Linked DNA regions of Homo sapiens: all the other regions are linked to region 1. The links are chromatin contacts, found by Hi-C or POLR2A ChIA-PET in ENCODE. All regions are on one chromosome and are shown on one strand. Each heading gives the region's core, a stretch centred on a gene start or an enhancer-like site at or near the end of the contact. The rest is flanking DNA. Distances are from core to core; before and after follow the strand shown. Region 1 holds the start of PAPSS1 (3'-phosphoadenosine 5'-phosphosulfate synthase 1). Region 2 holds the start of CXXC4-AS1 (CXXC4 antisense RNA 1). Region 3 holds the start of UBE2D3 (ubiquitin conjugating enzyme E2 D3). Region 4 holds the start of LARP7 (La ribonucleoprotein 7, transcriptional regulator).

What was found. Hi-C counts contacts between places; a loop is a spot of excess contacts on that map. ChIA-PET counts read pairs that join two places held with the same protein, here RNA polymerase II (POLR2A). Pooled maps may share reads with other maps.
Region 2: a map with no recorded cell type shows a loop between it and region 1 (11-fold over the local background). The contact joins the promoter of CXXC4-AS1 here to the promoter of PAPSS1 in region 1. A Hi-C loop is called at or near these places in 2 of 37 single-sample maps with no recorded cell type and 7 of 50 pooled maps.
Region 3: a loop to region 1 is called in a pooled map, with 30 times the contacts of the local background. The contact joins the promoter of UBE2D3 here to the promoter of PAPSS1 in region 1. A Hi-C loop is called at or near these places in 2 of 37 single-sample maps with no recorded cell type and 8 of 50 pooled maps. POLR2A ChIA-PET finds 5 or more read pairs at or near these places in 1 of 52 experiments (CD4-positive, alpha-beta T cell).
Region 4: a map of natural killer cell shows a loop between it and region 1 (29-fold over the local background). The contact joins the promoter of LARP7 here to the promoter of PAPSS1 in region 1. A Hi-C loop is called at or near these places in 3 of 168 maps with a recorded cell type or tissue (naive thymus-derived CD4-positive, alpha-beta T cell and natural killer cell) and 11 of 50 pooled maps.

The regions. Positions count from the first base shown.
Region 1 is chr4:107,718,826-107,721,525 of GRCh38, forward strand. It overlaps PAPSS1 (3'-phosphoadenosine 5'-phosphosulfate synthase 1), which reads right to left and starts at 1,409. Exons shown (of 12, transcript NM_005443.5): 1 at 1,295-1,409. The coding sequence starts at 1,354. RefSeq lists an enhancer at 662-721 and a silencer at 1,352-1,601.
Region 2 is chr4:104,489,610-104,492,309 of GRCh38, forward strand. CXXC4-AS1 (CXXC4 antisense RNA 1) reads left to right here and starts at 1,356. Exons shown (of 10, transcript NR_125926.1): 1 at 1,356-1,451. It overlaps CXXC4 (CXXC finger protein 4), which reads right to left. Exons shown (of 3, transcript NM_025212.4): 2 at 1,135-2,450. The coding sequence starts at 2,193.
Region 3 is chr4:102,826,228-102,828,927 of GRCh38, forward strand. UBE2D3 (ubiquitin conjugating enzyme E2 D3) reads right to left here and starts at 1,324. Exons shown (of 8, transcript NM_181891.3): 1 at 1,200-1,324; 2 at 258-409. The coding sequence starts at 281. It overlaps UBE2D3-AS1 (UBE2D3 antisense RNA 1), which reads left to right and starts at 1,828. Exons shown (of 2, transcript NR_131186.1): 1 at 1,828-1,958. RefSeq lists enhancers at 1-170, 753-1,314, 1,254-1,643, 1,315-1,876 and silencers at 1,004-1,053, 1,074-1,203.
Region 4 is chr4:112,635,801-112,638,505 of GRCh38, forward strand. It overlaps LARP7 (La ribonucleoprotein 7, transcriptional regulator), which reads left to right and starts at 1,343. Exons shown (of 13, transcript NM_016648.4): 1 at 1,343-1,439. It overlaps ZGRF1 (zinc finger GRF-type containing 1), which reads right to left and starts at 1,109. Exons shown (of 28, transcript NM_018392.5): 1 at 1,051-1,109. RefSeq lists enhancers at 906-1,125, 1,696-1,745, 1,786-1,895.

The DNA of each region.
Region 1 (2,700 bases), core at 159-2,658:
GTCTGAGTTTCAAGGCAGTGGTTTCACCGCACATTCAAATTCATGATCTGTCTTCTTTGTTCATCAAAACAATCCCGTGAAGTACATACTATTATACCCTTAAGTCAACTGAGGTTCGAAAAAGTAAAGTGACTCTCCTCAAGATCACACAGCTAGTAAATGGCAAAGCTGGGATGAGAGACCAGGCCAGGAGTCCAGCGCTCTTTCCACTGTTCTAATTCATCTTTTAAATCTCCTTCCCCTCCTTACCATCTATAGAGTTAAATAAAAGGAGAGAGGAATCAGTAAACAACTCATGATAACAATAACAACAGATGTGGTAAATTAATGACTTCCAAAGAACATTTGCCTGAAATTGCTTGTTTTTTTTTTCTTTGATTCATCTAGGGCAAGTAACGTTTTGGGAGACATTGCATTTAAACCTTATTATTCCATTGGACTGTGAAATAACGTTTCCGTCTAAACTTAAACCAGTGCCTTTCCAGACTCCAAAGATGGGCCCTTCCCTGCTGCACACTTACAAAGGAAGATAAGGCTCTTTCTCATCACAGAGAAATTAAGGAAGTAAGCAACGTTATGAGGACACAGCACTTTACAAAGTCAACTGGCAGTCATTACTAAACGTTATAAAGGACTGGTCCCATACCTGACTGTCACCAGGAATGGAGTCTTCCAAACTCCTACTTGTTAAACATTCCGATTTAACACAGAGACACAAAGAACCTCAGTTCAGGGCAGTCTCAACTCATGAATGACCACATTGTTGGGTACTCTCCTTTCACACTGAAACTCAGAAATGGAAAGACACGGAGATGGACCCAAACCTGGGCCAACCGCACTGGCAGAGCCAAGAAAAACCAAGAACGCGTCGAAGGCGCCCGCCTCCGCCTTCTCTGCACATCTTCAGGCCACTCCAAGGTATGCAGGAAGCTCCTGTTTCTGCAGCCGCAGGTTTCAGCACCCGGAGGTTTCAGCAAGCGCCAGTTCACGGGTGAAGGATTTTCCTGGGGGTCTTACCTGAGCGGAGGCGCTGGGGAGGGGGGGCGTTCTTCCCACGAACGGTGGCTCGGACCGCACGCTGCGCCAAGCTAGGGCGAGATCCCCACCCTGCGCCGCGCCCCTCTGCCTCGCAACCACCCACGGCCCCAGCCGGGAGGCGCCGCAGCCCCGGAACCCACCTCCGCGCTCCTGGAAGGATGGATGCGGAGGAGGCGGGAGAGAGGCGGCGGCTCCGGAACGAGCTGCTCCCACAGCCCCTCCGCTCCTCGCCGTCTCGCCTTCGTCCCCAGCTTACCCAGTTCTGCGCGTTATTGCTCAGTTTGACTTTCTTGCACAGGCTCCCGGGGATCTCCATGACCGCGGAGCGCGCTGAGCAGCCGGGGTTCTCTGCGCCGGGAGGGTAGCAAGAGGAGGGCAGGCCAGCGAGCGGGGCGGGGCTGGAGGGCGGGGCCTCCTCGCGTCGGAGCGGGCGCGCGCTGACTTAAGCACGCGCCCGTGCTCGTGGCCTGGGTTGCGCGGCGCATGCGGCGCGCCTCGGAAATGGGTCCGGGGCAGAGGTCTGTGGGGAAGGGCGAAACGCCGGGATAGAACCGGAGGTAGAAGCTGGGGGCGGAGCTTCAGCGCTCGCGCCGGCGCGGGCGCGCACGGCGCTCCTCCTTCCAGATCCCGATGAAGGGGCGGGGCCTGGAATGCAGTCGTGGAACCTCAGGTGCCTCTGCGGCACCGAGCCTAGCTCTGAGCTAACGCAGATCTCTAAGAGCGAGTACCAGCCGCCGGGAGAAAGGCAAGGGGAGTGCGCGGCTCGCCGCGCGCGGCACTCCCTCAGCAGAGGCTGATTGGGAGGACGCTGACGCGGCCTCTTGCACCTGTGGCTACTCCTCCACAGACCTGGCTGCCGACCTCCTGTCTGCCCCTTCTGTGCCCATGTCACCCTGGCCAAATGTTTTAAATGTTTTACAGCTTTGCAAAGGGAAGAATTGATTTACCGAACAGCTCATTCTCCACATTAAAATTCTACTCAAGACACAATTTTTTTTCTTTTTTTGAGACGGAGTCTTGCTCTGTCGCCCAGGCTGGAGTGCAGTAGTAGGATCTCGGCTCACCGCAACCTCTGCCTCCCGGGTTCAAGCGATTCTCCTGCCTCAGCCTCCCGAGTAGCTGGGACTACAGGCGTGTGCCACCACGCCCGGCTAATTTTTGTATTTTTAGTAGAGACGGGGTTTCACTATGTTGGCCAGGCTGGTCTCGAATTCCTGACCTCATGATCCGCCCGCCTCAGCTTCCCAAAGTGCTGGGATTCCAGGCGTGAGCGACAGCGCCTGGCCTCAAGACACAGTTTTTAAAAAGATATAATAAAAGCCCGATTTCTTGACATCAATAATTAATATCTCAACCTGGATTAGTGATTACTTATAAGGTGCCTCCCTCTCCGCTAGGAGACCCCACTTCGCATCAGATTTCTGTGCAGTGCTTCTTACCGACCTACACCGGAAAGGGGCTTCTGTATTATTAAGAGCTACTCAGGAAATACCTAGAGGACTGAAATCCAGGACCGGGGAGGCCGCAGGTAACCCCGAATAGAACTCCCGCCTACGGAGGACATTTTCAAATTCACCTAATTATTCCAGGGCTAGTTCGTAGGAGGATGGGCTGGGGGCATGACAGAGTTTCCTCCAGGAGTTATCTTCCCCACACCCCCCA
Region 2 (2,700 bases), core at 106-2,605, 3.2 Mb before region 1:
TATCTACCCTGTAAATTTTATCGAGACTAACTATAAGTACTTGTCCAGATTTCTTTGTTTAATATACCACCAAAGTCATTTACCTGTGATTTTTCATTTTTCCCCATTTTTGTTTTGATCAGGACACAATACAAAATTTTTATCAAAGGTATCAATCTCTGTATTTAGCATAATTCATAACCTAATTTAACAATTACTTTAGTGAGCATCTGTACAATATCTGTTTTAAAGACCTATAGGTAAAAGAAACTATTATTGACCATATAAGGTATCAACCAAAACTGTGCTTGGTGTATACACCAACTTTGTAACCACAAAATGGTTACTTTGTCCAATGCAGAGCCCAGGGGAAATACTTTTTTTGTAACTGAGTTTTAGAAATTATTCATTCTAAAACCACATAAAATAATTTTTAAACAAAATCACTCTTATCTGCCCTGAAATTAACTAATTGTATCCCTTTATTCTAAGTCACATCTCCTCAAAATTTGCAGGTAGAAATCCGCTTCCTACACAGTTTCAGCTTTCTCCAAAAATATCAGATACGCAGAAAATAAAATAGAAAACATTCTGCCTTGATGAGTAGAAAAATGATTCTAGAAAAGGGTAGGAAATCCCCTTCTGAATCCAGGTGTTTCAACTTCATTGAATACTGCTGTGTGGTTTGTTACCGGTTTTTTAATGAGAACAGGCTTGTGTACCACAAACTGTGTCCTCACTGTTATAAATGGGCCACTAACTTAGCCAGTAAACTTGTATAGGATGTGATGTGTCCAGTCCTTTGGGCAAGATGCCCCACCCTTTTTAATGAGGAGGAGGGGGCATTTTAAACCACCAAGGGAAAATATTGAGCATATTGAATGTGAAACTTCTGATTCTTCAATTACATTATTTTTCCCCCAGGGATAAAAAGGAGGGCACTCTCTCTATCAGAAGGGCGGTGTCACGTGAAGTGCAGCTGGTGCGGGTGGTGGAGAGGCCAAGCCTTTCGCAAACCACCTACAACTCTTACCACCTGAATGAAGCTTCTGAGAAGGGGTACTGCATCTTGAAGCCAGACAAGAATCCCTGAAGGGGAGAGGGAGTGAGGAGGGAAGGGGGGAGACTGGGAAACAAGAAATCATCTCCTCTGACCTCTAGTGAAGTGCCAGGTTTTTTCTTTAGCTCTTCACATTTTCTAAATTTGCAGATCTGGTGTCCCGTTTTGCGGTTCCTGCAACTGCTGCAGACGCCACAGTTGATGAGCCTCTTGCAGGGCACGCAGACCCCACACCTTTTCCTCTTCTTCTTGGCTGGGTTGGCTCCGCCAGCTCCCCCTGAGGAGGACGAGGAGGAGGAGGAATGATTCTGCGGGCAGTCTGCCAGATTGGCAATTTGAAACGCACTGTCTGTGACGGCTGCTGAGGCTGCTGCGGGGGAGTGAAGGGCTGTCATGACGATGACCCCTGGAGGTAATGAGATGCCCCCTAAAGCCGGGATAGCGGAAAAAGTCCCCACGCGCTCGGGGAGATTCATTATCTCTGCTTCAGCAGCGCCGCATTTGAGCTTGTTCATGCATTCCCCCGCCAAAGGTCTGCAGTGTTCAGGGGATAAGGTGGAGAGGAAATTAGTATTTGCCATTTGCAACGACGGCTCTGGCGGGCAGCCAGCTTTCCCCAGCCTCTGGGAGTCGTTTCGGTGGTGCATGCTGGTCCTGCTGCCGCCGCCGCCGCCGCCGCCGCCACCGCCGGCGGGGAGGATCGCCGAGGAGGAGGAGGCGGAGGAGGAGGCGGCGGCGGAGGAGGATTTCCTGCCGCCCCCACCACCCCCGCCCCCGCCTCCGCCGCCGCCGCCGCCGCCGCCACCCCCCCCGCCGCCGCCCCCGCCCCCGCCGCTGCCCCAGAGCATGGCGGTGGCGGCGGCGGCGGTGGCCGCGTTGTCGCAGTTCCAGGGGGACATGCCGATGCGCGCGGCGGCCGCGGCGGCGGCGGCGCTGCTGGGGAAGATGGGGGTGGTGATGCGCGCGATCTTGGCCGCCTGTGGGAAGGCGCCCCCGTTGGTCTTGTAGAAGGAGGTGGCAAAGGAGCGGTAGCGCTCCATTTCCGAGTTGTAATCCACAAGGCTGTTCAGAGCCCCCTCGGGCAAGTGGCTTTCCTTGGGCAAGCCCGGGGCCTCCGGGCTCGGCCCGGGCTCCACGCAGACATTGGTGTTCATGGTGCAGGGGGGGAAGAAGGGGTGCAGGGTGGAAGTGGGGACCGCCTGGTCCGACACCTGGGTGGAAAAGGGGGAAAGGTGGGGGGGAGGGAAGGGAGTGATGGTGGTGTTGGGGTGGGGGCCGAGGCGGGTGGGGAAAGTGGGTTCGGGTGGGGAGAGCAAGGTGAGGGCTGCTTTATTCCTCTCTGGGGCTCATTTCCACAGACGGTGAATTCCCAGGCAGCGTCTTCCTTTGCATTATCCTCCAACTGTTACAACTAAAATAAAGAAAGTCATTCCAACGAGCTGCACGAGGAAAAAGATTAAAAATAAACAACCTCCCTCACTAACCCACCGCAGACACCGAAAGCTCCCACATTCTTCCATCAGGTCGTTTGCATAAGAATCATCAAGACGTGACCCCCCCCAGCCCATCCCCCCCAACTCTCCCAACCCCCGCTCCCTCCCTCCCCACAGCAAACCACAGCTCCTCCCCCCTATTCTTATAACCCTCCTGAGAAAATGTAT
Region 3 (2,700 bases), core at 74-2,573, 4.9 Mb before region 1:
CACTCTCCTCCACCCCTAATTTGCACCGATTCCACTGAAGCACTCAGGATAACACCTCACTTGCCACAAGTGTTCTCCGTTTCCTAGCTTTAAACTTCATTTCTTCAAGAAGTATATCTGCGTTCTCCATCCCCCCATGGAAGAAGTGATCCAAGAGGTATTTTCAGAATTATGCTTCCTTCCCACCCCCACGCTTTCCTCTTGGCCCGAGCCTTCCTTTTCTCCTACCACCCCATGCCCTTGTCCCCGCGGGTTACCTTATTAATCCGTTTCAGCGCCATAGTGTGTGCTTGTCGTCTGGCTCCTCACTCTCTCGGTGTATGCTCAAAGGTCCGGCCAAAACTCTTGATTATCCCGGCGGCGGGGCAGGATTGTCTCGTCTCACACCAGCTCTGCCAGACACAGGCGCCTTTTGCAAAAACGGAGCAGATCAGCACTCGCACAGGCCCCGAAGAGCCCCTGATGAATCCAGGTCCCTTAAGACAGCCGCGATCCGGGGTGGGTGGGGTGGCGTGGCAAAGCCACCAACAGCCTCTGTACCGTGCTTTCGGCCCGAAGTGGGGGCGAGGGTGACGGGAAGAGCGGAGGTGGTGGCTACAAGTTTAACTTCCCGGCCTCTAGAAAGGAAGAGACCCGGGTGGGAGAGGAAGAGGCGTAGGAGAAAGGGGTGGGTGCGGGGCAGGGTCCGGAGCCCAGCAGAGGAGGAGCCGGGGCCTAGTCGGCGCTATACCGGCGTCACTAGGGCAAAGAAAGGCAAGGGGGGAGGGGGAAGCATAAGACTCCGGACGGACGCCGGGCTGCTTTCGGTTTCTGTCCAAAGGTGCGGCCGGGAAAAGGAAGGAAATAAAGGAAGGGAGACTTGATGTGTATTGCTATCCTCGCAGCGAGCTATTCTGTGTCACCCCTGACGCCACCGTACACTCACTCCGCCTTCCAGCGCGCTCCCGCGCGCGCCCGCCCAGCCACCTCCACCACGCGCCCGCGCTGTCCCTGAGGCTCCGGCTTAGGCGCGAGGACGCGCCCATTCCCCCTCCTCCTCCAGCAGGAGAGGCCGCGGCTTCCCCAACCTTCCCACCCTAACCCACCGCACCCAATAGGCTGGCCGCTCAAGCCGCCCAGGTCCCGCACTGCCCCTCTTACCCGGCCGGCCACTGGGCCGGCCTCCCTTCCCTGCCCTAGCCGTCCACACCCACGCGTACAGAGGGGCCGGGGCCTCCCTCAAGCTGCGGCCTCGGCCTCCTCCCCGCGCGGCAGCTGGTGCCTCCCCGGCCCTACGGGGCTCACGCGCACGACACAGCCACAAGATGTCCGCTCTGACGGAACTACTGCCAGCTGCCACGCTCCGCCCCTCCCCCTCCTCCTGCCTCTTCACCGCCGCGGATCAGTCCGCCAACGCCGCCGTCCCGAGCACAAGACCGATGTGAGGCCGAAGCCAGACGGCTTGCTTCCCACGTCCGGGGCCGAGTGAATACGTGTCAAGCCCTTTTCCTTCTTCTCGGAACAGCACCTTCTTACTAAACAGATCGGAGATTGGACCAGGAGGGCGGGGGAGGGAGGAGGATCATGAGCTGGGGGGAGGGTGAACGAGTGGCGGAAACCCTTAGGCTCAGAGAAGCATCGAGAACCGGAAGGAGACCATGGGAGGAAGGTAAAGGAAGCAGCCGCTGCGCGATCCAGCCCCACGCCCCTCCCCACAGCGTCCCCCAGTTTCCTCACTTGGTATCGAGGAGACGACTCTCGCGAGAACTTCGTGGCTGGCTAACCGAAGCGGTAGCTCTGCAATGACTTAAGAGCAGTTTTGTGCGCTTTTCCTGACGGGGTTCCGCCTCCAAAATGCATAAGTTCTCGCGAGACGCAGTAAGGCACCGGCTCGAACTGGGGCGGGCCACTGCCAGGAAAGCAACGCCCCTGAATGCTTATGCCGGTGGTTGGTAGAGGAAATGGAATTCCCCAGACTGGTAAGAGCGCGCGCAGACACAGCCTTGTCTCACGCGCCCAATCAGGAGCGTGTGGTGGGAGGTGCCAAGGATTAATTACCAGATACCTTTAGTCTAGCTCGGGCCGGGATTTTGAGGTTTCCGGTGGAGCAGGTGAGCAGTATTTACTCGCCTGCCCTCCTGGGCTGGTTATGCTGTGGGAGGAGGCGCCCCTCGAGATGGGAATAGTAGTTTTAAATAGACCCAGGTTGGCCGCTCATCAGCGCTCCCACGTGCTGAAGTCTAGTGCACGTCTGACCCTAAGGGAGCAATACTGAGAACAGCAGGGAGCAGGCTGAGTCAAGCTCAATTGAGTGGATGGGGCTAGGACAGAGAGAGTTAGGGGCAGGGTTTTCACTGGTCTCCGTAATCAGTCGCTGCCGTCCGCCAAGGTGTAGATGTGGGAACAAGCTTAAATTCTCAAACTTTAGCTTCTGTTGCTGTGTTTCAGTTCTTGAGCCAGAAAGTGTTGAGACTAATTAGTTAATTAGGTAGAGTTTAGAGTCAGAAAAACAATACAATACTTCCTGAAATATCCAAGTTGGGAGGTGGGATTTACCTCAGTAGGATTGGCCTGTTTTAGTCAAGGGTTTAAAGTATGGAGACGGCAGTTATGCTCTCTAGTGTATCCTTCAGGCAAAAGAAAGACCTTAATTTTTATGAGGAATTTAAAAGTGGGTAAGCACTGACCAGCTTAAGGTTTTTTAACATTCCTTAATGACCC
Region 4 (2,705 bases), core at 93-2,592, 4.9 Mb after region 1:
CCAGTATTTACTAGTTTAGGATAACTTATATGCTATTTCACAATTGCAAGATAAATTCTCCATTATTTTCCTAAATTGAGATATTACTTCTGGAATGTACAGTTTAAAAAGAACTAAGAAGACTGAAACTCTTAAAGGATGGTTAAATTCGATTATAGGAGAAAACCTAAAAAAAAAAAGCTAACTGGATCTTTTAAAATTTAGAAGAGCTCTAATACTTATTCATTGAAAGTCAACACCCTTTCTTATCTTAGTATTAATCAGAAAAAATTATTTTAGACAACAGCATCATATATATTTAAGTGAGATGCAAAGAGTTTTTTCCAAGTGTTCATCTGTCCACGTCTACCAGACAATTCACCTGTTGACCGACTTCTAATAGGTGAAAGATTAATCTCCAAATAAGTTTTTAAAGACCCCAGATGCTCTGTGATAATTATATACATACATACATACACACAGATATACGTACATACACACATATACATACATATACATTGTGCTACTATATGTACGGACGCAATATATATACATAAAACTCGGTGTTCTCAGTAAAGTATGAGCCATTATTCATTTAAATACTAGATATTTTTCCTTTTTTTTTAAACAAGGAGTATTTTTTGAACCTAAACCTGAACCTCTAAATAGTTCGGATAACAAAGTTTTGGAATCATGAACTCAACATTGTTAACAAACCATCCAGTCCAAATAAACAAAGGAAACCCACATCTCATTTGCCAAGATTCTAAGAACCATAATCCTGTCACCAAATGACAATGGAGACTTGATCCTTTCTCAGTCCTAAATACAAACAGCAAAGCCCTCTTTGGTCCTCATACCTACTCGAAATTGCAAAGCAAGGCCTGGGAAAAACGGTGAAGAGGCACCACTTACTACAAGCAGTCCGAGTAGCTGTGACTGCGACCACCCCAATCCTGGTTCCAAACAGCATCCTTCCCGGTTCTCTTCTTAAGGAGCAGAGTCTTTCGTCCCTTCGCCCCAAATCGCTCAAGTCATTCCTAGGAAATCCCGAGAAACACTTCACCTCACCTGTCAAATTGCACAAAATCCACTTTCGAATTTCTCCCGCGAAACAACGTGACGTCATTAACGCGGGACCTCACCAGATGAGGACCCAAAACTTGGCCCGCCCACCTCCGCCTAAGCCAAAAACCGCCGCTTTCAAATCGCCAATCAAATTCTTCCTTGGCTTCGAGTCTCTCAGCCGGCCGCGCTCTCCGATGCCCAGCCCTCCTGGAACCACCTCGCCTGTGACGTAGGTGGAGCGCGCACTGCCTCCGGGCCCGTCTTTCTCAATTGGGACCGGAAAACGTTGTCGCTCATCCTATGACGCGAAAGTAACCGAGACTATCAGGATCCGGAGACGGAAATGTCCGAAGGCCGCAGTACTTGACCCTGTATTTTGGGAGTCGAACGGAGTAAGTTACAAGCGGCCTATAGGGTCGCACAGCTTGGGCGAAGTCTAATTAACTCTCCGTCCTTTTTCTTGCGGTCCACTCTATCATCTATCGTCCTTCTTACCCCGCCCCCCCGTCCTGCACACCCATCAGTTCCTTGGCCTAGTTATCTATGCGCACGCGCAAAAGTCTTCGGCAGCACTTGTAGTTCCCGTTTTCAGACAGTAAGGGCGCATAGGGGCCCGGCGTGGGGAGGTTTGGGGCGCGCCCGGCCTATGACGGCGTCCTTGCGGAAGTACGGGTGCCGAGAGAAGCAGTAGTCAATAAAGAGAGTGCCGTATTTCGCAGATTGGAGCTGAGCTGTGGCTGCCAGAAGATAGCGAACGTGAGGATTTATATTCTAAAATTATCATCTTCTTTTGCAGGACTCTGCCATCGTCCTCAAAGAGTAAAAAATCCAGTTACGGAAGGGAACTAACACTTGCTAGATATGGTGTGCAGAGTGCGTTTGCAAAGAAACTTAAGAGAAAACAAATGATAGGACACAGGGTGGTGGAAGATCTCAAAGAGTAAGATGCCATTTAACCTGGGCCTTGAAAATTTAATAAGGAAATTTAGACGAGAAGATTCAGACAAAGCAGAACACACAGGCCACTACGTGTTGAGGGACTTGAGTTGTAAGCAGTGACCAGAACAATGATTCTTAACCTGTTGTGGCACACTTCTTTTGAAAACTTAATTATATGGATTAGCTTCTCAGGAAAACGTGCATGTACCTATTAAAACATTTTGCGAGGCTGGGCACGGTGGCTCACGCCTGTAATCCCAGCACTTTGGGAGGCCGACGCGGGAGGATCACTTGAGGTCAGGAGTTCGAGACCAGCCTGGCCAATATGGCAAAATCTCGTCTCTACTAAAAACACAAAAATTAGCGGGGAGTGGTGGTGCACACCTGTAGTCCCAGCTACTCAAGAGGCTTGGTTGGGAGAATCGCTTGAACTCGGGAAGCAGAGATTACAGTGAGCCGGGATCGCGCCACTGCACTGCAGCCTGGGCCACTGAGAGAGGCTGCGTCTCCAAACAAACATTTTTCATATAATTTCCTCAGGAGAAATTACGAAATACTTTTAAATAGCAAACACACACAAATGACTTGGTGTCTTGTCTGACTCACTCTTCCAAGTTATCTATGTCTTTCGTGGTCTTTGAACTATTTTTCAACCCTGTAACTCGCTACAGCAACATGGAAATTAGGTTTGTCCAGTAAAGATGCAATTAATTATTGTC